2 separate regions of the Homo sapiens genome follow, and region 2 is linked to region 1. A link is a loop called in an ENCODE intact Hi-C map of the cell type or tissue named here. Cell type or tissue: HCT116. All regions are shown on one strand. Each heading gives the region's core, and the rest is flanking DNA. Links, peaks and the distances in the headings are about the cores only. Region 1 overlaps RAB10 (RAB10, member RAS oncogene family). Region 2 overlaps OTOF (otoferlin).

Evidence for each region. Hi-C counts contacts between places; a loop is a spot of excess contacts. Peaks named below come from ENCODE experiments on the same cell type or tissue, not always from the same donor. Only the 100,000 strongest peaks of a DNase experiment are listed, where the experiment ranks them.
Region 2: a loop joins it to region 1, with 6 times the contacts of the local background. A loop is called at or near these places in 2 of 110 quality-filtered maps.

What each region holds. Positions count from the first base shown.
Region 1 is chr2:26,136,645-26,152,963 of GRCh38, reverse strand. It overlaps RAB10 (RAB10, member RAS oncogene family), which reads right to left. Exons shown (of 6, transcript NM_016131.5): 6 at 15,510-16,319. It also overlaps the pseudogene EMP2P1 and the pseudogene SMARCE1P6. Among named protein-coding and RNA genes, the nearest start is that of GAREM2, 28 kb to the left of the region's middle. In HCT116, for the core only: a CTCF peak has its summit at 7,685; a DNase peak (open chromatin) is centred at 7,723.
Region 2 is chr2:26,465,279-26,474,243 of GRCh38, reverse strand. OTOF (otoferlin) reads left to right here. Exons shown (of 47, transcript NM_194248.3): 27 at 134-253; 28 at 677-838; 29 at 950-1,112; 30 at 1,595-1,725; 31 at 3,094-3,123; 32 at 3,523-3,651; 33 at 5,770-5,836; 34 at 6,743-6,879; 35 at 7,011-7,145; 36 at 7,393-7,530; 37 at 8,168-8,295; 38 at 8,402-8,572. Among named protein-coding and RNA genes, the nearest start is that of DRC1, 68 kb to the right of the region's middle. In HCT116, for the core only: CTCF peaks have their summits at 1,734 (motif pointing left) and 4,944 (motif pointing right); a DNase peak (open chromatin) is centred at 4,963.

The DNA.
Region 1 (16,319 bases), core at 3,421-11,420:
GAATTCAGTTTGCTAAGATTTTGTTGAAGATTTTTGCATCAATATTCATCGAGGATATTGGTCTGTAGTTTTCTCATAGGATCCTTGTCTGCCTTTGGTATCAGGATAATGCTGGCCTAATAAAATGAGACTGAAAATGTTCCTTTTTCTTTAATTTTTTTTGGCAGAGTTTGAGAATTGTTAATTCTACTTTAAATGTTTTGTAGAATTCTCCAGTGAGGCCATCCAGTCCAGGGCTTTTCTTTTTTGGGAGGCTTTTGATCACTAATTCAATGTCTTTACTACTTAGAGGTCTGTTTGGATTTCTATTTTTTCATTATTTAGTCATGCTGCTTATATGTTTCTAGGAATTTATCCATTTCTTCTAAGTTTTCCAGTTTGTTGACATATAATTATTCATCATAGTCTCTTTAATCCTTTCCATTTCTGTGGCATCATTTATGAAGTCTCCTTTCATTTCTAATTTTAGTTATTATTTCAGTCTTTTTTTTTTCTTAATCTAGCTAAGGGTTTGTCTTTTGCTGTTATTTTCAAAAAACCAACTCTTAGTTTTGTTGATTTTCTTTCTATTGTCTCCCTACACTCTATTTTGTTTATTTCCACTCTAATCTTTACCATTTCTCTCCTTCTGTTAACTTTGGGTTTAATTTGTTCTTTTTCTAGTTCATTGAGGTGTAAAATTAAATTGCTGATTTGAGATCTTTCTTCATTTTTAAATATAGGCATTTACAACTATAGATTTCCCTGTTTGCACTGCTTTTCCTGTATCCCATAAGTTTTAGTATGTTGCATTTTAGTTTTTATTTATCTCAAGGAATTTTCTAATTTCACCTGTGATTTCTTCTTTGACTAATTAGTTATTTCCACATATGTTATGTAATTTCCACATACTTGTAAATTTTCCAGTTTTCTTTCTGCTATTGATTTCTACTTTCTATTGTGGTCATAGAAGATACTTTTTATGATTTTAATCTTTTAAAACTTATTGGGACCTGTTTAGTGTAACCCTGTTTTATAAATGTCCATAGTCTCTTCTGGTTTTTCTTTATGTGAACATTTAATACTATAATATTATGGGAAATTAAATGTTGATAAAACATTTAGTTCTGAAAAAAGAAATTATAAACTCTAATCAGTTGTATATAATATACTTTTGTATGGTTCAGGGTAAAGTTCCATATCCAGTGATAATATAGTACATGGACTTTTTTTTTTTTTTTTTTGAAACAAGGTCTCACTCTGTCGCCCAGGCTGGAGTGCAGTGGTGTGATCATAGGTTACTGCGGCTTCAAACTCCTGGGATCAAGTGACCCTTCTATTTCAACCTCCCAAGTAGCTGGGACTACAGGCAAGCACCACAATGCCCGGCTAATTCTTTAATTTTTTTTTTTTTTTTGAGGTAGAGTCTCACTCTGTCGCCCAGGCTGGACTGCAGTGGTGCAATCTCGGCTCATTGCAACCTCTGCCTCCCCGGTTCAAGTGATTCTCCTGCCTCACCCTCCCGAGTAGCTGGGATTACAAGTGCATACCACCATGCCCTGCTAATTGTTGTATTTTTTGTGGAGATAGGGTTTCACCATGTTGGCCATGCTGGTCTCAAACTCCTGACCTCAAGTAATCCACCTGCCTCAGCCTCCCAAAGTGCTGGGATTACAGGCGTGAGCCACCGCACCTGGCCAGTTTTTTTTATTTTTAAACCAAAAAACATTTTTTCATTAAAAAAAAGTATGTATTCACTTGAACCCAGGAGGCAGAGGTTGCAGTGAGCCAAGATCTGGCCACTGCACTCCAGCCTGGGTGACAGAGTGAGACTCCGTCTCAAAAATAAAAATAAAATTATAAAATAAGATAATAACATAAAAATAAAAATAGAAAAGTATTTAAGGCCAGGCGTAGTAGCTCATGCCTGTAATTCCAGCACTTTGGGAGGTCAAGGTGGGTGAGGATCACTTGAGGTCAGGAGTTCAAGACCAGCCTGGCCAACATGGTGAAACACCATCTCTACTAAAAATACAGAAGTGAGCCAGGTGTGGTGGCTGGCACCTGTAATTCCAGCTACTCCGGAGGCTAAGCCAGGAGACTAGCTTGAACCTGGGAGGTGGGTGTTGCAGTGAGCCAAGATCGGGCCATTGCACTCCAGCCTGGGTGACAGAGCAAGACTCTGTCTCCAAAAAAACAAAAACAAACAAACAAACAAAAAAAGTATTTAGAACACATAAAACAAGGCCACATTTATTCTTTTTTCTCGTCTCTTGGTATGGGATCTGTTGGTGGCTCTTCCACTGTTGGCTGTTACTCTCCAAGCCAGTGTTACTATCACTGGTTCCTTCTCTGCCATACAGTCGACCCCTCCTACCCACTCTCCTTGTCCTCAGGAGTAGACATGCCTTCTTCACTGTTCCGTTGGCTCTTCTTCAGAGTGTGTCTCCTCTGTCTCCCTTGGAAGGTTCGTGTCGTCTTTCTTTTCCTCGCCTTTGTTGCCCGCTTGCTCTTCCTCAGGAACGAGGCTGCTCTGACTGGCTCAGCTTGCACTGCCGCCTCCTCCCTTTCCTCCTGCCTTTTGCGGCCCTGTTTCTCTGCCTGTGCAATCTCAGCTACAGTTTTCTCCATATCCAGTTCTACCTTCAGACCGCACAACCTTTTAAGTTCACTGTTAAATGAAGCCGTGCTTTCCAGGAATTTCCTCTTCTTCTTCTGATGCCGTTCCTCTATTTGAAGAAGTTCAGCTTCTAGTTTTCGCTGATGAACCATTAAGGACTGGACCTGTCGCTTGAGGACCTGCATGCTAGCTGTTGTGACAGCGGACGGAATGTCTGGCACCACACTGTCACTAAGGATTTCACTGATGCGGCCATGATTTCTCTGGAAACGGGCGGTGTCCGTATGCTCCATTGAAAAGCCATTGTCAGCCCAGCACGGTGGCTCACGCCCATAATTCCAGCGCTCTGGGAGGCCGAGGCAGGTGGATCACAAGGTCAGGATCAGCCTGGCCAACATCGTGAAACCCCATCTCTACTAAAGATTAAAAAAAAATTAGCCAGGCGTGGTGGTGCGTGCCTGTAATCTCAGCTACTGGGGAGGCTGAGGCAGTAGAATCGCTTGAACCCAGGAGGCGGAGGTTGCAGTGAGCTGAGATCACGCCACTGCACTCCAGCCTGAGCGACAGAGCGAGACTCTGTCTCAAAAAAAAAAAAAAAAAAGAAATGAAAAGCCATCGTCACAATCATCTGGATCTTCAGCAAGCTGAATGCTCACGTCAGGTTCTCCTCTCTTCATGCGAGACTGCCTCTGTCCACTTTCTTCCTCTAAAGCAGCTTCTGCATGACTTTTTGCAGCATTTATGTAAGCAAGGTTCGTGTGGAATTAGAGGTCTTCATAGATTCATTGTACTCTATCTTTTCTACTTTGTATTTGTTTATTCTTGTTTCTCTTCATCAGTGAGATCTCCCCACATGCCATCAATAAGCTTGCCAATCTCCCACAACTTTAGGTCAGGGTTGGAAGCCTTTACTTGGTCCCAGACCTTTCTGCTGTACCTCATGTAGCACATCAGCGGCTTATCTGGTGGCTTTGGGGGTTTTGGAATCATAATACCAAAGGACGCTGGGACCCGGCTATTGGTGCCTGGGTTGCCTCCCAGCCTGTAGTTGTTGTAGGTGAGATGACTGTAAGGATTGTATCCCACAAACCCTGGTGTACTGGACATTTGTGTTGCAGGAGCTGGGGTGGGAGTTGGGGCATAAGATGGTCTTTTTGACATTTTGGAAGATTAAGTTCTCAGTTCCTTAAGAATGAATCTGAGACTTCATGGGCAGAAAAAGTGCCCCAAGCCCTGGCTTCACTTCCCTTTATCCCATGCATGCCCACCCCTCCAATTTTTTAATTTTTTGTAGAAATGGGACTTCACTGTTGCCTCAGCTGGTCTCGAATTCCTGGGCTCAAGTGATCCTCCCACTTCAGCCTCCCAACGTGCTGAATTACAGGCACCAGCCACTGAGCCCAGCCCACTTCCTATATTATGTCCTAAAGTGGGTTTTTTGTTTGTTTGTTTGTTTGTTTACTACAAATAGCCCCTTCACTTTCAGGACTCAGACAAGCACCTTTGGGACACTAGGAATCCCTCCATGACCCTAAGAAAATGCTGCAAAAATGTTAGTTTTATTCTCCTCTCTTCACTGTAGATTTCCCAGTAGGAAGTAGGGGCACAAGAGATCAGGTTTATTCATTCAACAAATAGCATCGTTCATGCAGTGGGTGCTGTTCTAGGTGCTGAAGACAGAGCCATGAATAAGACAGAAAGAGCCCCTGCCCACTTGGAGCTTCTATCCTAGCAGAGACAGGCAATAAACAAATGAACAGTAAATGTTAATATGTCAGGTGGTGGAAAGAGCTGTGGAGGAAAAAAGAAAGCCAAGTGAAAAGGATAGCGAATTCAGGACTGGGAGAGGTGTTGTTCCTGTCCTATGCAATGTGGCCAGGGAAGGTCTCAATGACAAGGGGACATTTGAGCAGAGACCACAAAGAGGTGTCTGTAATCCCAGCACTTTGGGAAGCCGAGGCAGGCGGATCACCTGAGCTCAGGAGTTTGAGACCAGCCTGGCCAACATGGTGAAACCCCATCTCTACCAAAAAATACAAAAATTAGCCGGACATGGTGGTATGTGCCTGTAATCCCAGCTACTCAGGAGGCTGAGGCAGGAGAATCCCTTGAACCTGGGAGGTGGAGGTTGAAATGAGCTGAGATCACGCCACTGCATTCCAGCCGAGGCGTCAGAGTGAGACTCCGTCTCAAAAAAAAAAAAAGCCTGTGGGCAAGGCAGATCTATTAGGGTCTGTATACATAAAGATGTGTACATATATGTATGGTTTTTTATATGTCAACAATAAAAACAAAACAAAAATGATTTGTAAGTGACCTGTTTCTCCTTCAGATTATCTTTGCTTTCTTGAGGACTTGATTATGCATTCAAAATTATACTGATGTTGTATTTCTAAGGTATCTGTAGTGGAGGAGGGGCGCTCAGGTGCTCAGGTTAGCTGGTCTACTTTAGCACCCGGCTTAAAGCACAAATGGGAAGCTTGATCTGCTCTCCTTCATGCATTCATTCATTCACTCATCTAACTATGCATATATATATATATATATACACACACACACACACACACACACACATATATATTTTGAGATAGGGTCTGCACTCTGTTGCTCAGGCTGGAGTGCACTTGTGTGATCATGGCTCACTGCAGTCTCGACCTCCAGACTTAAGTGATCCTCCCACCTTAGCACCTCAAGTTAGGACCACAGGCACATAGCACCACACCCAGCTAATTTTTTATTTTTTGTAAAGATGGACTCTCCCTATGTTGCCTAGGCTGGTCTCAAACTCAGGGGCTCAAGAGATCCTTCTGCTTTGGCCTCCAAAAGGGCTGGAATTACAGGTGTGAGCCACTATGCCTGGCCTCATTTAACAATATTTCTTGGGCACCTACTATGTGCCAGGAATAGTCAGGCACTGGGGATCCTGTGTGAGGCAGGACAGATTTTATCCTAGCTCTCAGAGAGCTGCTCCCAGCAGAGAGAAAGGTTTTGTTTTTTATCCTCATGATTTTGCACTGTCCCTCAGCTATATCACCCACCTATCAATATTATTTCTTCCACTGGTTTTCCTGGAGACTGTCTTCCTGCTCCCCTCTGGGTAGGTTGCTTCCAAGTCCAACTACATAGCCCCTCCAGGACTGGCCCACACTTGAGTCCCTGTTTTCTGAGTCTCCGGCTTTTCTTTTCCTTGGTGTACTCTTTCCTTTTCCTAGAGTAGATTCCTGAGAAGGACAGCAAGGGAAAAAAACATTTACCTGTTTGCATATCTGAATATGTCATTTATTTTGCCTTTACATTTGACAAGTAAGTTCCTTTTCTATTTTTGTATTTTCTCTCTGATAATTACTTTATGTCTTAGTCTGTTTTGTGCTGCTATAACAGAATACTATAGACTGGCTAATTTATAAAGAACAGAAATTTATTTCCCCCACTTTTTTTTTTTTTTTTTTTTTTAATGAGACAGAGTCTTGCTCTGTTGCCCAGGCTGGAGTGCAGTGGCTTGATCTCAGCTCACTGCAACCTCCGCCTCCTGGATTCAAGTGATTCTTCTGCCTCAGCCTCCAGAGTAGCCTCCCGAGTAGCTGGGACTATAAATATGTGCTACGACATCCAGCTAATTTTTGTATTTTTAGTAGAGACGGGGTTTCACTATGTTGGCCAGGCTGGTCTCAAACTCCTGTCCTCAAGTGATCTGCCTGCCTGGGCCTCCCAAAGTGCTGGGATTACAGGCAGGAGCCACTGTGCCTGGCCTATTCTTCTCTTGAATCATTTTATTTCAGTGGATAGTTTTTATTTTAGAGATCATTTTTTCATTATTTGTTCTTTTTTATAGCATCCTATTCTTAATTTATGGATCCCATGTCATTCAAAAATATTGCTTAAAGTGAGTTTGGGGTTTTTCTTTGGTTTTCCTTACCTTTTTTCCCCTGAAGTCTCCTTTTTATGTTTGTTAGTTGTTTTACTGTCTCTTTTATGTCAACATGAAGAACTGAATATCTGACTCAATCTGGGTGTCAGGTATGTGGATTGTTATTTTTATTTATTTTATTTATTTTTATTATTATTATTTTTTGAGACGTTGTTGCTCTGTTGCCAGGCTGGAGTGCAGTGGCACAATCTCAGCTCACTGCAACCTCCACCTCCTGGGTTCAAGCAATTCTCCTACCTCAGTTTCCTGAGTGGCTGGGATTATAGGTGTGTGCAACCATGCCCGGCTATTTTTTTCTGTAGATTGTTATTAATTTTCCTATACTTTTCTTTATGTTGACTGATTTCGTATATACGGTTTTGGTAGATTGGAAACTTTGTATGTGTTTATATGTCCTCAGAACTGGAGGAATCTGCTATAAGGGGCCTTTTTGTTGGTGAACTTCCATGTGACAGAAGGACTTCCTAATCTTCTGCCTGAGTACATGTATTTGGCTGCTAAAATTCTGGGAAAGGGAAGGAAGAATGAAGGAAAGAAGCTTAGGAGCCCATTATTCAAGACAGGCGTCCACTTCATTCCTTGTTTTTGATACTATGACTCACCTCCACCTCTCTCTGGGCCTGGTGGCCTCACATCTGAAGCCTCTATAGTTTCATTTCTGCAAATAATAAGGCTTGAAGAGGGGTGACAGCAACTCCTGGCTGTGAGGGGTGGGAAGGGACACTTGGGATCCGTTATTTCCTTGCTCCATTTTTAGCCCATTGCCATATGCCTCAGTTGTCCATGGTAACTGGTACCTATAAATCCTGGAACTCTTGGGATCCCATCAGAGAAAATATACCCACTTCTTATCGACATCCCCCTTTGAAAACAATGAGGTTGTAACTTATGCTCCACGTCAGTTAGCTCTGTTTTCCATCTTCCATTTTTTAAAGACTAATATTTACATACATAAAAATTTTAATTCTCACTTGCTGATGTCTCTTGCTCCCTAATTTTTATCTTTGTAGGTTTATACTTTTAAAATTCCGTGTCTGCCATGCTGGTGGGGGTAGGGAGAGATCATTTAATTTTGTGTGGCTATATATTACCCTAAAATCTTGATGGGCTTTTGAGAAATCTCTCATGGCACACTGAAGAAATGCAGTTTCCAGCATTGGTCACACGGTGGCGGAGCGACCCTACGTTTAATTTATAGTTTCTCCATGCAAGCCCCACTGCCAACCCCACAAGAGTTGGGGTATTGGAGTCCTGGCTAATCCAGCAAGGTGGACTACAGAATTGTAGAATATTTCCATTGAACTGTTGGAGAGCTTTCGAGTCCATCTCCTTTAGAGACAAGGAAATGATTCACAGGAGTCAACTAATGTATCCAATACCCGGAAGTAGTAAGAATAAATTTGAACTTTAAATTTTTTTTTTTTTTTTTGAGGCGGAGTCTCACTCTGTTGCCTAGGCTGGAGTGCAGTGGTGTGATCTCGGCTCACTGCAACCTCCGCTTCCCAGGATCAAGTGATTCTCCTGCCTCAGCCTCCTGAGTAGCTGGGATTACAGGCATGCGTTCCCATGCCTGGCTAATTTTTGTATTTTTAGTAGAGACGGGGTTTCACCATGTTGGTCAGGCTGGTCTCAAACTCCTGACATTGTGATCCTCCCACCTCAGCTTCCCAAAGTGCTGAGATTACAGGCATGAGCCACCAGGCCCCGCCTTTTTTCTTTTTCTTTCTTTCTTTTTTTTTTTTTGAGACAGTCTTGCTCTGTTGCCCAGGCTGGAGTGCAGTGGCATGATCTCGGCTTACTAATACCTATCTCAGGTTCAAGTGATTCTCCTGCCTCAGCCTCCCAAGTAGCTGGGATTACAGGCACGTGCCACCACACCAGGCTAATTTTTATATTTTTAGTAGATGCAGGGTTTCACCATGTTGGCCAGGCTTGTCTCAAACTCCTGACCTCAAGTGATCCACCAGACTCGGCCTCCCAAGTGCTGGGATTACAGGCGTGAGCCACTGTGCCCAGACTAAAAGTTATAATTGAAGTTGCCTTTGAATCAAGATGGGACTGTGAATGTATGGAAGTGGGGGTGGGGAAAAGGAGGCCGCTGCATCCCCTGCTTGAATGTGATGGGAGAGGGAAGCTGAAGGAACGTCACCGGTTCACTCACTGCATGTTCTGAGCACCTGCTGCGTGGACAGCAATGCAATAAGATTTGTGAAAACACAAAAAGGACTAGAGTCCCTGCCCACCACTCGCTCACAATCCATTAAAGAGATAAGCCAGTTAACCACAAACAAGGAAGTAGGCAATAAATGCCCAACGGAAAAGCAGGCCAAATGTATTCTTCTCGGGATTTAGAAGAGAAAGGCAACTGCTCTGCTCAGAAGTGGGGAATATACCTGCTGGTGGGATTCGGGCTGGCCTTGGGAAAATAGCATAGGGCCACCTTTCTCAAATTGTAATTTGTGTGAGACTCCTCTGGGGCTTTTGTGTAATCATAGATGTGAATTGTGCAGAGCAGCTGCAGTTCTCAGAAGCTCCCAGGTGATTCCCATGCAGGTGATCTGAAGAACACACTTTGAGTAGCAAGGGTATGGGAACTGGTTCATGAACTTGGCTGCACATGGGAATCACATAGGAAGTTAAAAACGAACAAAAAGCCACTATCATCTCAGGAATTCTGGGGTGCAACCTTGGCATTAGTTTGTTTGCTTATTGTGTAAAGAAAGTGTCTCACTATACCCTCAGGCTGGTCTTGAACCCCTGGCCTCAAGCAGTCCTCCCATCTCGGCTTCCCAAAGTGCTGGGACTCCAGGCATGAACCACTGCACAGAGCCAGTGCTTGTATTTCTAAAAGCACTCCCCTAATGTGCAGTAAAGTTTGCACACCACTGGCATAGTAGATATTTGTCACTCTTTTTGCCCATCCAGTTACCTAAATCCCCCATCTTAGAGTCAGAGGCCACCTCCCACTATTGAAGCTGAAAACAAGAGATTCTCCCTTTTCCCCACTTCCCTGGCACCTGGGGCAGGGGCATGTATTTTGGGCTTCACCAACCAATAACCATCCAGACTGTGAACAAGAAGCCACTGAAACAAAGCAGAATCCATACAGTATCCATCCACCTTTGCAGGAGTTTTGGCACTGGCGGCAGCCAGTTTTCAGAGGCAGCAGGGACAATTCTTGGGGCGTGATGTCTGTGTTGATCAGCAGTGACTACAGGGCCTTAGCAGACCAATTCTTTTAAGTCTAATTTTGAGCACTGGTCTTGATGCACAATCTTTTTTGTTGTTGTTTTGGAGGGCACACCCGGATCTTGGTGCACAGCCTTTAAGACTGGTTCTATGGTCTTAGAGACTAGGAGCTACCCAGTATAACCGTAGACACACACGTTCACAGCCCTTTAGGGCTAAACTTATAATACATTTTTTTTTTTCGAGATGGGGGTCTCACTTTATCAACCAGGCTGGAGTGTGGAGTGGAGTGCAGTGGTGTAATCTTGGCTAACTATAGCCTCAACCTCCAGGACTCAACTGATCCTCCCACCTCAGTCTCCCAGGCAGCTGAGACCACAGATGCACACCACCATGCCTGGCTAATTTTTGTTATTTTTTGTAGAGACAGATTTTCGTCATGTTGCCCAGGCTGGTCTAGAACTATTGAGCTCAGGCAATCCACCCACCTCAGCCTCCCAAAGTGCTGAGATTACAGGCATGAGCCACCACGCCCAGCCCTTATAATACAAATTTTAAAACTTAATAAAACAAATGGGTAGATTAATAAATTGTTATAAGGCAAACCCCCTTGCAACCAATATCCATGTGAAAAGATTTTGCTATCCTAGGAACCCTCTGCTAAGAATATCCCTATCCTGGCCGGGCACAGTGGCTCCCGCCTGTAATCCCAGCACTTTGGGAGGCTGAGTGGGAGGCCGATTACCTGAGGTCAGGAGTTCGAGACCAGTCCGGGCAACATGGTGAAATGTCATCGCTGCTAAAAATATAAAAATTAGCCAGGCGTGGTGGTGGGTGCCTGTAATCCCAGCTACTGGGGAGGCTGAGGCATGAGAATCACTTGAAACTGGGAGGCAGAAGTTGCAGTGAGCCGAGATCATGCCATTGCACTCCAGCCTGGGTGACAGGGCGAGACTCTGTCTCAAAATAGTAATAATAATAATATCCCTATCCTGACTTCTAGGATAATGATTTTCTTAATTTACATTAGTATATTATGCTGTACTTTCCTAAACGCACTATAGTTCAGCTTTGCCTGCTTTTCTCTCTCTACCTATTGAAATTGAATTTTGAAGAGGCTGAAGCAATTGTCCTGTAAAGTTTACGGTCTGGATTTTGTTGATTGATTTAGTATAACATGTTCTGTGCTCGTTTTTCCTATAAATTAGCAGTTGGCTCTAAACTACAGATCTGATCTTTTGATCAGGCATGGCCTCCTCATAAGCATGGTGCTCTTGGTCAGAAGGAACATAAATGTCTGTTTTGTTGGATCTTTTTGTGATGTTAGTAGCCATCGACCGTTGCCTAGATCCATGAATTCATCAGAGGTTGTGAGATAAGACTCTATTACTTCTTCTTTTTGGTTGTTGTTGGAATACTTCTGTACAGAGAAACTTCATCTTGTTGACTATTCAGTTACGCAGTGGTATAGTTCATATAAGGAAGGTAAGATTAATTATTGATTCTTTTACTTACCACCAGAGGAGTTGTAGGGGGAGGGAAGAGCTATTTCCCTGGCATTCTCCAATAGTGACCAATTAGGGGTGTGTGCATGTGTGTTTGGTATCATCATAAACTCATGGATTTACACATATTCAACAGGTTCAGACTGTCCCATCTTTAGCCAGAGTGAGCATCTTCAAGTTAACTCCCAAGCCATCTTGATAACATCCCTAGATTTTGAGTTTGAGATCTGATGTAATCAGCTATTTCAGGCTCATTTTACCCCTTTCCTGACACAAACTTGGAATCTGCCATTTCAAGAAGCCCTGGTTTCAGAGGAGGGAGGGTGCACAGTCTCAGCCCAGAGCTTCAAAACAGCCCGGCGGCCTTGCCTCGCACCCCAGCCGGTCCATCGGTCCAGCAGCCTGCGTAGCGGCCAGCGCCGGCACATCCCGCTCTGGGCTTTAAACGTGACCCCTCGCCTCGCCCTGCCCTATGAAAATGTTGGTGCTTCTTACTTTCACCGTCGCCTTCCACATCACCTCTGCGGCCTTGCTGTTCATCGCCACCATCGACAATGCCTGGTGGGTAGGAAATGAGTTTTTTGCAGATGTCTGGAGAATATGTACCAAAAACACGAAGTGTACAGTAATCAATGACAGCTTTAAAGAGTACTCCATGGGCCGGGCGCGGTGGCTCACCCCTGTAATCCCAGCACTTTGGGAGGCCGAGGCATGCGGATTATGAGGTCAGGAGATAGAGACCAGCCTAGCCAACATAATGAAACTCCGTCTCTACTAAAAATACAAAAATTAGCCGGGCGTGGTGGTGCGTGCCTGTAATCCCAGCTACTCAGGAGGCTTGAGGCAGGAGAATCGCTTGAACCAGGGATTTGGAGGTTGCATTGAGCCAAGATTGCGCCACAGCACTCCAGCCTGGCGACAGAGCGAGACTCCGTCTCAAAAAAAAGAAAAAAAAAAAAGAGTACCCCACTCCGCGGCCGGGCATGGTAGCTCACGCCTTGTAATCCTAGCACTTTGGTAGGCTGAGGCGGGGGGTTCACCTGAGGTCGGGAGTTTGAGACCAGCCTCACCAACATGGAGAAACCCCATCTCTACTAAAAATACAAAATTAGTCGGGTGTGGTGGCACACACCTGTAGTCCCAGCTACTCGGGAGGCTGAGGCAGGAGAATCGCTTGAACCCGAGAGGCGGAGGTTGCAGTGAGCCGAGATCGCGCCACTGCACTCCAGCCTGGGCAACAAGAGCGAAACTCGTCTCAAAAAAAAAAAAAAAAAAAAAAAAAAAAAAAAAGTACACCATGCTACAATGTCATATCTGTGCCTCATGATTGCAGCCTCCATTTATACAGACAGGCGCGATGAAACAACGGATTTCTATTACCTGACCAAAGAAGGCAGCTATGGCTACTCCTACATCCTGGCGTGGGTGGCCTTCGCCTTCACCTTCATCAGCAGCATGATGTACCTGATAACTGAGGAAGCCGAATAGAGTTCCAGAGCTGGGTTGCTTTTGCTGCAGTATAAAATCCACATTCAGACAACCATTTTGTATATAATCTTTTTTTTTTTTAGGTTTTTCTAGCAAATGAATTGTTTCCTTTAAAAGTAAAAAAGAAAAAAAAAAAAAGCCCTGTTTCTTAAAGTGGGAGAAGGGACTTTCTTAGAGCCTACTGTAGTACTGTAATAACCTTCAGTTTATTGTGGGTCTCTCTTGCTCACTTGCTATTGGTAGTGTGCACACCCCTTCCAGTTCCAGCCACTGCTCTCAAGCTGGCTTGCAGCCTTCAAGTACCTGCTGGCTATCTGGAGCTCCCAGACCAATCAGATGCCCCATTGCTTCCCTTTGCTTTCTTCTGCGCGAGATGCTGAGGGGTAATATAAAGCAGAAACAGTAGTAAATGAAGTATACTTCGAGGGTATTACTCTTTGTTAGAAGGTGCCAAGGTTGGGCTAAATGGTCACACAACCACTCCAGACTCTTCCTGCTGTCTCTGCCACCTGTTCATTACCCCAGGCCCTCCTGAGAACTGTGATAAGGTGAAGTGAACACAGGAGGGACAGTGGTGTTGGCCTGGTTTCAAAATCCGACTCCAGCACCAACTGGCTGTGCAACCTTAAGCAAATGACTTAATCTGAGGCCGTTTCTTCTTGGGTACTAATTCACAAGGACGTTGAAGACCTAACCCAAAGTACCTAGAGCAGTGCCAAAAAAGCACCTAGCAGGCTCACCAGAAATACACCGCGCCCCCATTCACACACTACCTTTGCCTTCAACCCTGCATTTCCCTCTGCCATTTTAGCCCGGTCTTATTGAAACCCTGATTAACACGACTTCCCATGTGACCTCTAGAACCCTTGTTTCTCCTATTCAAATCCATCTAAACTTGCTTTCCACAAACACACTGCTCTCGCCACTCTCGAGTTTACCATGACTCCCCAGGGCCTGTCATTGTCTAGTCTCTGTGGTCTCTTCTTACAATGACCTCCCCATCTGCCCTAGCCAGTGAATCGACATTTCGAAGAACCAATTAATGTCCCTCCTCCCCCCAAAAGCAATCCCATTCTCACCAACTGAACTTGATATATTAATACAGCAATTAAAATCCAGATTACAATTATTTGGCTCTTGTATATGCTTAACTTGATGAATTACTTTTGTTTTCTAAACTAGACCATCGATTTAAGGGGGGAGACCATATCCTATTTCCCTACACCAATCTTGTTTGTTTTTTTTTTTTTTTTTTTTTTTTTTGAGACAGAGTCTTGTTCTGTCACCCAGGCTGGAGTGCAGTGGCATGATTTCGGCTCACTGCAACCTCTGCCTCCCGGATTCAAGCGATTCTCCTGCCTCAGCCTCCCAAGTAGTTGGGATTACAGGCATGTGTCACCATGCCCGGCTAATTTTTGTATTTTTAGTAGAGACAGGGTTTCACCATGTTGGCCAGGCTGGTCTCGAAGTCCTGACCTCAGGTGATCCACCCGCCTTGGCCTTCCAAAGTGTTGGGATTATAGGCGTGAGCCACTGCACCCAGCAAAGGCAGAATTGTAGGTCCCAACAAAACAAGTATGTTGGGGGGAAGGAATAGAACATTAAAAACACTCCATGTGATTCTTAAAATCACTGCATCTGAGAAAAACTCTACATATACTTTCAGCAGAGACAATCTTGTCAACAAATATTTATCTTTATTATTGACTAATAAAGCCTGAATATAGGATCAAACATTTCTTTTCCCTACACATAAAGACAAGGCTGTTGCTATGTATAACAAAAGCAGGAAATACTGTTTTTTGTTTTTTTTTTTTTGAGAAGGAGTCTTGCTCTATAGCCCAGGCTGGAGTGCTGTGGTGCGATCTCGGCTCACTGCAACCTCTGCCTCCTGGGTTCAAGTGATTCTCCTGCCTCAGCCTCCCAAGTAGCTGGGATTACAGGTATGCGCCACCACGCCCGGCTTTTAGTATTTTTAGTAGAGACGGGGTTTCATCATGTTGGCCAGGCTGGTCTTGAACTCCTGACCTCAGGTGATCCACCCGCCTCGGCCTCCCAAAGTGCTGGGATTACAGGCGTGAGCCACAGCGCCCAGCCAATACTTTTTTTTTTTTTTTTTTTTTTTTGAGACGGAGTCTTGCTCTGTCGCCCAGGCTGGAGTGCAGTGGCGCTATCTCGGCTCACTGCAGCCTCCTCCTCCTCCTCCCGGGTTCACGCCATTCTCCTGCCTCAGCCTCCCGAGTAGCTGGGACTACAGGCGCCCGCCACCACGCCCGGCTAATTTTTTTGTATTTTTAATAGAGACGGGGTTTTACCACGTTAGCCAGGATGGTCTCCATCTCCTGACTTCGTGATCCGTCCGCCTTGACCTCCCAAAGTGCTGGGATTACAGGCATGAGCCACCGCACCTGGCCAATACTTTGTTTCTTAGTAAGAGGCCAGCTGCTGCTAAAACAAGGATTTACCCTCCAGTATGAGGAGCCCAGCTTGGTCCCCCTGAGGAATCAGGTGACCTCAGCTGTAGTGGCCTTAGGCACATCCAACTAGTGTAAGCCAGGTGTGATTAGGATCGTGGCATCTCCTATTTTGGCACAAGGATGATTCCGCTTTAGGATCCCAGAGATAATTCTATTTTTTAATGTAGTTTCTCAGCAAAGACAGTTCTTGAAATTGCCTTTCCAGTTTTCCATAGGTTGACAGTGATTTCCCATTTTTGTCAACTCTTTGAGTTTGCGATTCCACATTTTTTTCAGAAGTAATCTTCCAATTCCATAAATAAATGAAAACCAAACCACACAGCTGGAAATCAAGTTTTGTTTTTATATGAACAGAAGTAGACCATCTAGAAATATTTCAGTTTATTTAAATTGTTAAGTAGAATATGAAACCGAATTTGTAGCTAGTACCAGAGAATGGACTTAACTGTTTGGTGTTTAATGAGAACAGCTTCTACACAGGATCCCAAGAGACTTACAGAAAAGGGGCAAAGCCCTAATATTAAGCAAATAAAACTCATGTTTCAAACAGATTATACAAAAATTGATTTATACTTCATTTCCCTTTTTTGATATTTAGAAAGTGCAGATTTAACAAAAGGTAGCCATATCCTTTCTATGTACAATGCCGATTATAATTATGCAAAACTGTCAGTCTGTTATCCAAAAATCCCAGTGTTTAGCTCTCCAACCTTAAGTCATGGAATTGAATAAGAATTAAAGAGGGTTAAAATAAAAAAGCTAATGCCACATTCCAGATAAAGGGAAGCAACAAATACATTAATCTAACAACAGTAGGTTTAACCTAAACTTTTCAAAAAGCTTAACATCATTTCATTATATTTTTAGTGGAAAATTAGGGATTATTTGGCAATGCTGCTTTTTACTAGTAGTAAACAATGATAAAGTCAAGTGTGGGAATAACCTAAGAATAACAACCAGTGAGGCATATAAAATTGTTTTTAGGGCACTATCTGAAAAATTTGTGGATTTTCATAGCAGATACGTCCCTATGTTGTTTGCTTATGTGAGCCAAGAGGTCATTAAAATGCTATTCACGACACAGAAAGACTTCTCAATGGAAGCTGCTGTCCTAAACTCAGCCTCTGCTAGAA
Region 2 (8,965 bases), core at 828-8,827, 320 kb before region 1:
CATCCTGACCAAAGCTGGGGGCGTGGTCCTTAGGGGGTTTCCCTGTCTCCCCAGATCATGGCAAACAACTCATGGGGAAAGAGACCCTGTCCCTGGGCTCCCCAGTGTGTGACCTGTGACCCCCATTCCCCAGATTGGACCAGCAGGGAAGGCTGACCTGCCCCCCATCAATGGCCCGGTGGACGTGGACCGAGGTCCCATCATGCCCGTGCCCATGGGCATCCGGCCCGTGCTCAGCAAGTACCGAGTGGAGGTGCGAGGGCTCTGTGTGGCCCTTCCCTTTTGGATGAGGAGTCTGAGGACCCAGGAGGGGAAGTGGCTTGTCATCCCCCTCCCACCACCATCACCAGGAGCCAGCAGCAGACCCAGGCTCCTGCCCCAGCCCAGGGCCTGCCCCCATCTGCACCAAGTCGCACTCCCATGTCCCAGGACCATGCCCAGCCCTCCTGTCTGCACCCCTGACCCTGCACCCCTTCTCCGGGCAGCCCCACCCTCATCCCTGGAGAACGCCTGCCCCTCCTCTGCTCTCCTGGCCCTGCTCCCACCCTTTGAAATCTGGGGTGAACTACTGCCCATCCCACTGCCCGGTTCCCTATTGGATGGTCCAGCACCCCCATGGCTGGCTCCCTTGACTAAGGGGCTCTCTTCTCTGCACCCACCCTCCAACCTCTCCCAGGTGCTGTTCTGGGGCCTACGGGACCTAAAGCGGGTGAACCTGGCCCAGGTGGACCGGCCACGGGTGGACATCGAGTGTGCAGGGAAGGGGGTGCAGTCGTCCCTGATCCACAATTATAAGAAGAACCCCAACTTCAACACCCTCGTCAAGTGGTTTGAAGTGGTGAGTGCAGGCCCTGGCGGAGGACATCCTGTGGCCAGTGTGGCTCCACTCAGCCAGCCGGCTTCCTCTGCCCCTTCTTGGAGGCTCAGGCTCCTGTCGCCAACACCCCAGGACCTCCCAGAGAACGAGCTGCTGCACCCGCCCTTGAACATCCGTGTGGTGGACTGCCGGGCCTTCGGTCGCTACACACTGGTGGGCTCCCATGCCGTCAGCTCCCTGCGACGCTTCATCTACCGGCCCCCAGACCGCTCGGCCCCCAGCTGGAACACCACGGGTATGGCCACATCCACCCTGCCACCAAGCCTGGCTCCACGCCCCCCAGGGAAGGGCTCCAGGTCTCCGCCCAGTCCAAGCCGCGACCAGAGTTTGCTCTTTGGGGCCGAGGGGGTGGGCATAGAAGAAGGTCACCCTGGTGGCCAAGGAAGGCTGCCCAAGGTGACGCCAGCTCTACAGCCAGAGAGGGCAGAACTGGAGACAGCCTGGGGGGGCCTGAGGGCAGAAAGCCCCTTGCGCTGGTTGATGGAGAAGACCCAGGCCTCCCCGCCACCTCCCTCCCACCGGCCTCCGCAGCTTCCCCTTATCTCGGGCTCTCTTCTTCCCTCCCCATGCCCATATTTTCTCCCTTGACTGCCTGTCCCCCTCTCCCTCAGAAAGTTCCAGAATCAGCTTTAGTTCTCCGCACCTTCCTGCCCCGCCAATCTCACTGTTCCTCTTGCTCCTTCCTCTGCCTGTCTGTCCATCTATCCATCTGTCCAGTCAGGCTTCTCCGGCGCTGCCGTGTGCTGTGCAATGGGGGCTCCTCCTCTCACTCCACAGGGGAGGTTGTGGTGACTATGGAGCCAGAGGTACCCATCAAGAAACTGGAGACCATGGTGAAGCTGGACGCGGTAAGGCGGGTGGGGTCAGCCCCCTGCTGGCTGGGAACATGCAACTTCGTGTGACACATCCTGTGAACCAGACTATCTGCCCCGAGAGAAAAGGACACTAAGAGCCTCCTTTGGCATGTGACTGTCGGGGGCTGAGCTTGATTGTGTGTCCAAACAGCTCCCTCCTAATACTATCCTGGAATGCACACGCGTGCGTGTGGTATGTAAATGTGCATGTGTGTGCGCATGTGTGTGGTGTGCATATGTGCATGTGTGTGTGCATGCATGTGATGTATGTGCATTTGTGCGTGCATGCGTATGTGTGGTGTGCATATGTGCATCGTGCATGTATGCATGTGGTGTATGTGCATGTGTGTGTGCATGTATGTGGGGTATGTGCATATGCACGTGCGTGCGTGTGGTGTGCACATGTGCATGCATGTGTGGTGTATGTTCATATGCACGTGCATGCATGCATGTGGTATGAGCATGTGCATGTATGTGTGCATGCGTATGGTGTGCATATGTGCATGTGGTGTGTGCATATGTGTGTGCATGTGGTGTGTAAATGCATATGTGCATGTGTGCAGTGTGCATGCATGCGGGTGGTAGGTAAATGTGCATGAGTGTGGTATATATGCATATATGTGTGCATGTGCGCTTGTGTGCATATGTGCATGTGTGCATGTGGTATGTAAATGTGCATGTGTGCATGTGTGCATGTGGTGTATGTGCATATATGTGTGCATGCATGCTTGCGGTGTGCGTATGTGCACATGCGTGCATACATGTGGGTGTGTGCATGTGCACTGGCATGTGGTATGTGTGTATGAGAGACAGAGTGAGCCATCACAGTTTATTATAATCACCTGCTATAATTTTTACTCCAACAAATGACACCATAGGTAATGATTCCTTATGAGATCATCAGTGTCCTTTCCAAAGAGTCCCTGGTTTTCCATCCCAGCCATTCACAAATGACACTTCCCTGGCCTGGGTCAGAGGAGGATTTCCAGGTGGAAGCTCCTTATTCCTCCTGGCTTTGGGCCTAGGACTGTTCATCTGCCAGAGAGAGAACTGCCATCTGGGGGTTGGGTGTGGAAGTGGCGTACAAGCTGTAGACCCTACAGGGAAGGGCAGAACGTGGGCCAGCCTGGAACACAGCCCACTGTTCCTTTGGCCACCCAAAGAAACATCCTCACTCAGACCCTTTGCAGACTCACCAGTCAGAGTGCTCTTATTAATGCAAAGTTGGCCTTGCGGGCACAGGGGCTGCCAGCACACAGTAATTTCCATCTCGGCTCCTCCACACACCCTGTGCTAGGCCACTGCCTGCCACTCCAGGCCCCAGTGGCTGATTCTGCCCCTGTCTCCTTGGTTCCTCTGCAGACTTCTGAAGCTGTTGTCAAGGTGGATGTGGTGAGTGTGGGGGCCATGCAGGGGCTCTGGGGTGAGAGGGTCCTTTATTGGCAATGATGTCAGGCCAAAGGGTCCAGCATCAGGGACAGAGCCAGCCCCAGCCCCCGCATGCTTGGGCCAGCACACCTCCCCTAAGATGCAGTGGAAAAGAGCTGGGTGAGTGCAGGACTCGGTGCCAGTCCTGCTTGGGCGAGTGGATCGCACTGGCAGGTCACAACACTCTGTGGCCTGTGGCACCTTCTCCATAAAATAAGGCCCTGCCCCTTGGACATGGGTGGCCCCACAGAGCCTCATGGAGCCCAAGGCTTCCTGCTGACAGATGGCGGAATGGGTGGAGGCTCTCGGGATTGTCCAGGCAGGAGGAGTCCATGTAGGACTCTGGACCTGGCCAACCTGCAGGCTGAGGAGGAGAAGGAGAAGAAGAAGAAGAAGAAGGGCACTGCGGAGGAGCCAGAGGAGGAGGAGCCAGACGAGAGCATGCTGGACTGGTGGTCCAAGTACTTTGCCTCCATTGACACCATGAAGGAGGTGAGACCTCGGGTAGGGTGAGGGGAGGTGACCCCCTCCACACTCAGACCCTCCTGTCCAGCTTCTTTCCCACGGCCCCCAAGAGCTGGATCCCAACTCCATTCATGTGAGTTTGGGATGGTTTTGTCTCACATCCTTGAAATCCTAGCTCAGAACTCACCTTCCAAGATGATGGTCCCATCTACCTTCCCTGCTTGGTTTTCTTTTGTCCTCATTGACTCATTCCACAAATGCCTCTTGGGTATATGCGATGAGCCAGGCTCCATACTAGGTGCTATGGGAGCCAAAAGATGCCACACCTGCCCTGATGGGCCTCCGGTTTACTGGGCAAAATGGACATGTAAACAGAGACTTAGAGAGGACTATGTGATAACAAAGGCAAATCATGGCTTGGGGGAATCAGGGAAGGCGTCTCAGAGGAGGTGACCTTTGTGGAAAAGGAGAAACATGTTCTCAGAGGCCATAAGGGAACAACTGCTTATCAGTAGTCCTTACGACTCTTCTTCATAATGTTTTATTTTACACATCTTGGTCATCGGCACGTGAATGATTCTTCCCCTATTACACATATGTGGGTTCCATCTGTTTGGCCAGATTGCAAGTTCCAGAAAGCGCATTTCTCTGCTTTCTTGTTTGTGTCCTCTCCACGCTGCCTACCTAGCTCAGGGTGCTCTGACTGGCCACCTGACCAGGAGGGACACATGCCTGCAGTTGTGTTTCCTCAGTGGGGCCAGAGCTGATCCAGCCACATCCTCTCCCAGGCCCTTTCTGTGACCCAAGCTAGGTGTGATATTTATTAGAGCACACATTAAGCTGCTGTAGCAAGTTAGAGTGAAGTGAACAAGACAGCAGTTTATTTCTCACATAACATCTCAGAGAGTGGGGGTTAGGCTGGTATGGTGGCTCAGTGGTGTCAAGGACTAAGATCCTGACCTCTTGTTTGTCACATCTGTAAGGTTGGAGGTGACTCAACATCATGTTCTAATTCAAGTGCACAGGAAGGGTTAAAGAGGAGATGAGGCATATGCTTTTCTTTTTCAGGGCCCAATCCAGAAGCTGCACATATGACTTCCACTCACATTGATCAGAATCTAGTCCCTTAGCTACACTTATCTGCAAAGGAGGCTGGGAAATGTAATCTTTCACAAGGTGGCTGTGTGCTCAGCAAAACTTGTAAAAATAGGAGAACAGATCATTGAGGACAACTGGTAGTCTCGTCTCCCACCATCAAGTTGGCCAGGCTGGAGCTGCAAGAGGCTGCCTGTTGTCGTCTCTACTCCTGCAATTTTCACAGACTGCCACCAGGTGGCGGTGGCGACTTAGTTGAAACCTGGTTTCTAGTTTCTAGTAAGATTTATTCTCGTTTCCAGTAAGATGGGGTGTGCTGAGTGAAAGAAAATATAGTACATTTTCTTACTGTTATACTTTTGTACATTAAAACAATTTATTAATATCACTAAAAGCAACATTAAAATGCACTGTACTTTTTTAAGTAGAAAATGTAAATATTTATTGCAAGGTGTTATTTCTTTTTTTTTTAAATTATACTTTAAGTTCTAGGGTACATGTGCACAATGTGCAGGTTTGTTACATATGTATGCATGTGCCATGTTGGTGTGCTACACCCATTAACTCGTCATTTACAGTGGGTATTGCTCCTAATGCTATCCCTCCCCTCTCCCCCAGCACCACCACAGGCCCCGGTGTGTGATGTTCCCCTCCCTGTGTCCAAGTGTTCTCATTGTTCAGTTCCCTCCCATGAGTGAGAACATGCAGTGTTTGGTTTTCTGTCCTTGTGACAGTTTCTTCAGAATGATGGTTTCTGGCTTCATCCATGTCCCTGCAAAGGACATGAACTCATCCTTTTTTATGGCTGCATAGTATTCCATGGTGTATATGTGCCACAGATGCATAAACCCCTAAGTACCACTAGTCACACTGTACACATTATAAACTTTTTTTAACCCACTTAAGCAGAGCACATGGTGGACTTGAAATGCAGTAGGGAAGATTTTCTACTTCTAGTGCATTAAGACTGGTCTGGGCCCACAATTTGGGGTCAACAGACTCCTCCCCAGGAAACCCACCTTCTGTCCTTTTCATCTCATCTTTTGGCAGCAACTTCGACAACAAGAGCCCTCTGGAATTGACTTGGAGGAGAAGGAGGAAGTGGACAATACCGAGGGTGAGCCCTGGAACCTGGAACTCTGCCTCCTCCTCCCCGCCCCTGGGTGGTCAGCTCTCCTGCCCACCTCATCACCTGCTTCTCTTTTCCCTCCTGCCAGCCCTCCCAGCCTTAGTAGCCAGGGAAGCAGCATCAGTAATCCATGGGCAGTACTGGGCAGGCTAAGGCCCTTGTCCAGGGAGGCTTTTACTCTGACCAGTTCAGCACCCACAGTGATGGGCAGACATTTAGAGCCACAGAACATCAGAGCTAGAAGGGACCTCAGAGCTCATTCCATCCAGCATTTTCCAGACTCTTTTCCATGAAGAAAATTGATGGATGTTCTAGAAGGAACAAATTAGTTTTGGTCAAATTAGTTTAGGAAAAGCTGATTGAAACAGCTTGTTTTGGTGCAGGACTTTTCATACCCTTTACTGTGCAAATGTTATTATACATCTCTAAAAGGAAGACACAGTATAAAATATTTCCCCAGCTTATTGGATCACAGTACCCTTTCTTCTAAAGCATGCCAGCAGCATCTGCACCAGGTGCTCCACTGAATGAGGTTTGGGAAATGCTAATACAGAGTGTTATTATTATGGACAAGAAGAGGGAAGCTAGTGAGGAAAGTGAGTGGGCAAGGAACTGCGCAGCAACAGGCCTCCACCCCCAAACCCATGCTCCTTCCTGCCCCTCTCTTCCAAAGGGCATGAAGACAGTCTTCAGACACCTTCCCGGGCATAAACCCACTGGGGCCCCCAGCACCTCCATGAGGCGGGCATGCTAGGGAGTATTATCTGCATTTGACAGCACATGGACATCCGAGAGTTAAGTTAGTAAAGCAAATTAGCGACAGAGCTGGGTCTCGAATCCAGGCCTTCCTGCTCTGCTCATTTCTGCTCCACCTCCTTTTCTGCTTCTGGCCAGGCCTGAAGGGGTCAATGAAGGGCAAGGAGAAGGCAAGGGCTGCCAAAGAGGAGAAGAAGAAGAAAACTCAGAGCTCTGGCTCTGGCCAGGGGTCCGAGGCCCCCGAGAAGAAGAAACCCAAGATTGATGAGCTTAAGGTGAGAGCCTAGGAGCAGACCCTTCTAGGGTGTGTGGGGGCGGGAAGAGGGGGGCGCAGTGATCCTGCAGGTGGGGCAGGACAAAAGCCAGAGACCAGGCAGCCGCCCCCTAACAGCCTGGTCTGTCTCAGGTATACCCCAAAGAGCTGGAGTCCGAGTTTGATAACTTTGAGGACTGGCTGCACACTTTCAACTTGCTTCGGGGCAAGACCGGGGATGATGAGGATGGCTCCACCGAGGAGGAGCGCATTGTGGGACGCTTCAAGGTCAGGCCAGGAGCACGGGCCCAGCCTGAGCACCCGCCAGCCCTTGCCCCCCCCACAGGTTCCCCCACTCACCTCCCACCACTGCCCCGGCCACTGCCTCCAGAAGCCCTGGACTCTCCCATGACTCAGCAGTTAAAGGGTGAAGGCCCTGCCACATCAGGGTCCAGCCCTCCTGGTGCTGTTAGCTATTTTGAATGCCACCCTTGCCAGGCAAACCTACACCCTGACCCACATTTGTCTTGCCCAGGGCTCCCTCTGCGTGTACAAAGTGCCACTCCCAGAGGACGTGTCCCGGGAAGCCGGCTACGACTCCACCTACGGCATGTTCCAGGGCATCCCGAGCAATGACCCCATCAATGTGCTGGTCCGAGTCTATGTGGTCCGGGTGAGACTCCCGTCGCTTTCCCTCCTTGCAAGTCTCCTCATCCTCCCATCTGGGAGAGAGCAAAGAAGCTGCATACTGGCCAGGTGCAATGGTTTACGCCTGTAATCCCAGCACTTTGGGAGGCCAAGGCAGGAGGATCACCTGAGGTCAGGAGTTCGAGACCAGCCTGGCCAACATGGTTAAACCCCGTCTCTACTAAAAATACAAAAATTAGCCAGGCACAGTGCCACGCACCTGTAATCCCAGCTACTGAGGAGGCTGAGGCAGGAAAATCGCTTGAACCTGGGAGGTGGAGCTTGCAGTGAGCTGAGATCACGTCATTGCACTCCAGCCTGGGAGACAGAGCGAGACTCTGTCTCAAAGGAAAAAAAAAAGAAGAAGAAGCTGCATACTGACAGCCCCAGACTGGGAGGCACCAGGGAGATCATTTGGTCTAGTCTTTATCTTTTCTAGAGGAAGAAGTCAACGCCCAGAGAGGGGTAGCCACTTGCCTAGGGTCACACAGCAAGCCTCCTGAGGGGTCCAGTGCTCCTGCCCCTGCCCTTCACTGTCATAGGACCCTCAGGCAGCCTGGCAGGGGCACTGAAGATGAGCAGGGCATGGGAGCCTGCTCAGGCAGCCCTTCTCCCCATTCCAGGCCACGGACCTGCACCCTGCTGACATCAACGGCAAAGCTGACCCCTACATCGCCATCCGGCTAGGCAAGACTGACATCCGCGACAAGGAGAACTACATCTCCAAGCAGCTCAACCCTGTCTTTGGGAAGTAAGGCTTCTTGGTGCCCTCCCCTGCCACACCCCTACTTCTCCAACCCAGAACACCTCCCACCCTAGCCAATCCTTAAGCCCTTCTCCTAACTCCACCCCACCAGGTCCTTTGACATCGAGGCCTCCTTCCCCATGGAATCCATGCTGACGGTGGCTGTGTATGACTGGGACCTGGTGGGCACTGATGACCTCATTGGGGAAACCAAGATCGACCTGGAGAACCGCTTCTACAGCAAGCACCGCGCCACCTGCGGCATCGCCCAGACCTACTCCACGTATGTGGGGCATGGGGCAGAGGGCGGGGGCAGTGTGCCTGCTTTGCCTCCACTCTAAAATGAGATTCAGATCCTGGTGATTTGAGAGGTTAGACATTGTGGTTTCTGTCCCAGGCCAGGCCTCTGCCCCTACAGTCCCTGGGCACAGTCTTCAGGGGACAGGACTGCAGATCCCAAAACAAGGAGAGGGACAGTGGATTCCAGGACAGAGGAGGCAGGACGAGGAGAGACAAGTGGGCTAGGGAAGGTGGGGGCTAGCAAGAGGAGGACAGAAAGAGTCCCCTGGGGATCTGGGCCAGCTCTGCCACTTATAGGCTGTGTGACCCTGGCCAAGTCCCTTCACCTCTCTGGTTTTCAGTTTCCTCATGGGAGTCTCTGAGGTTCCAGAGGAGT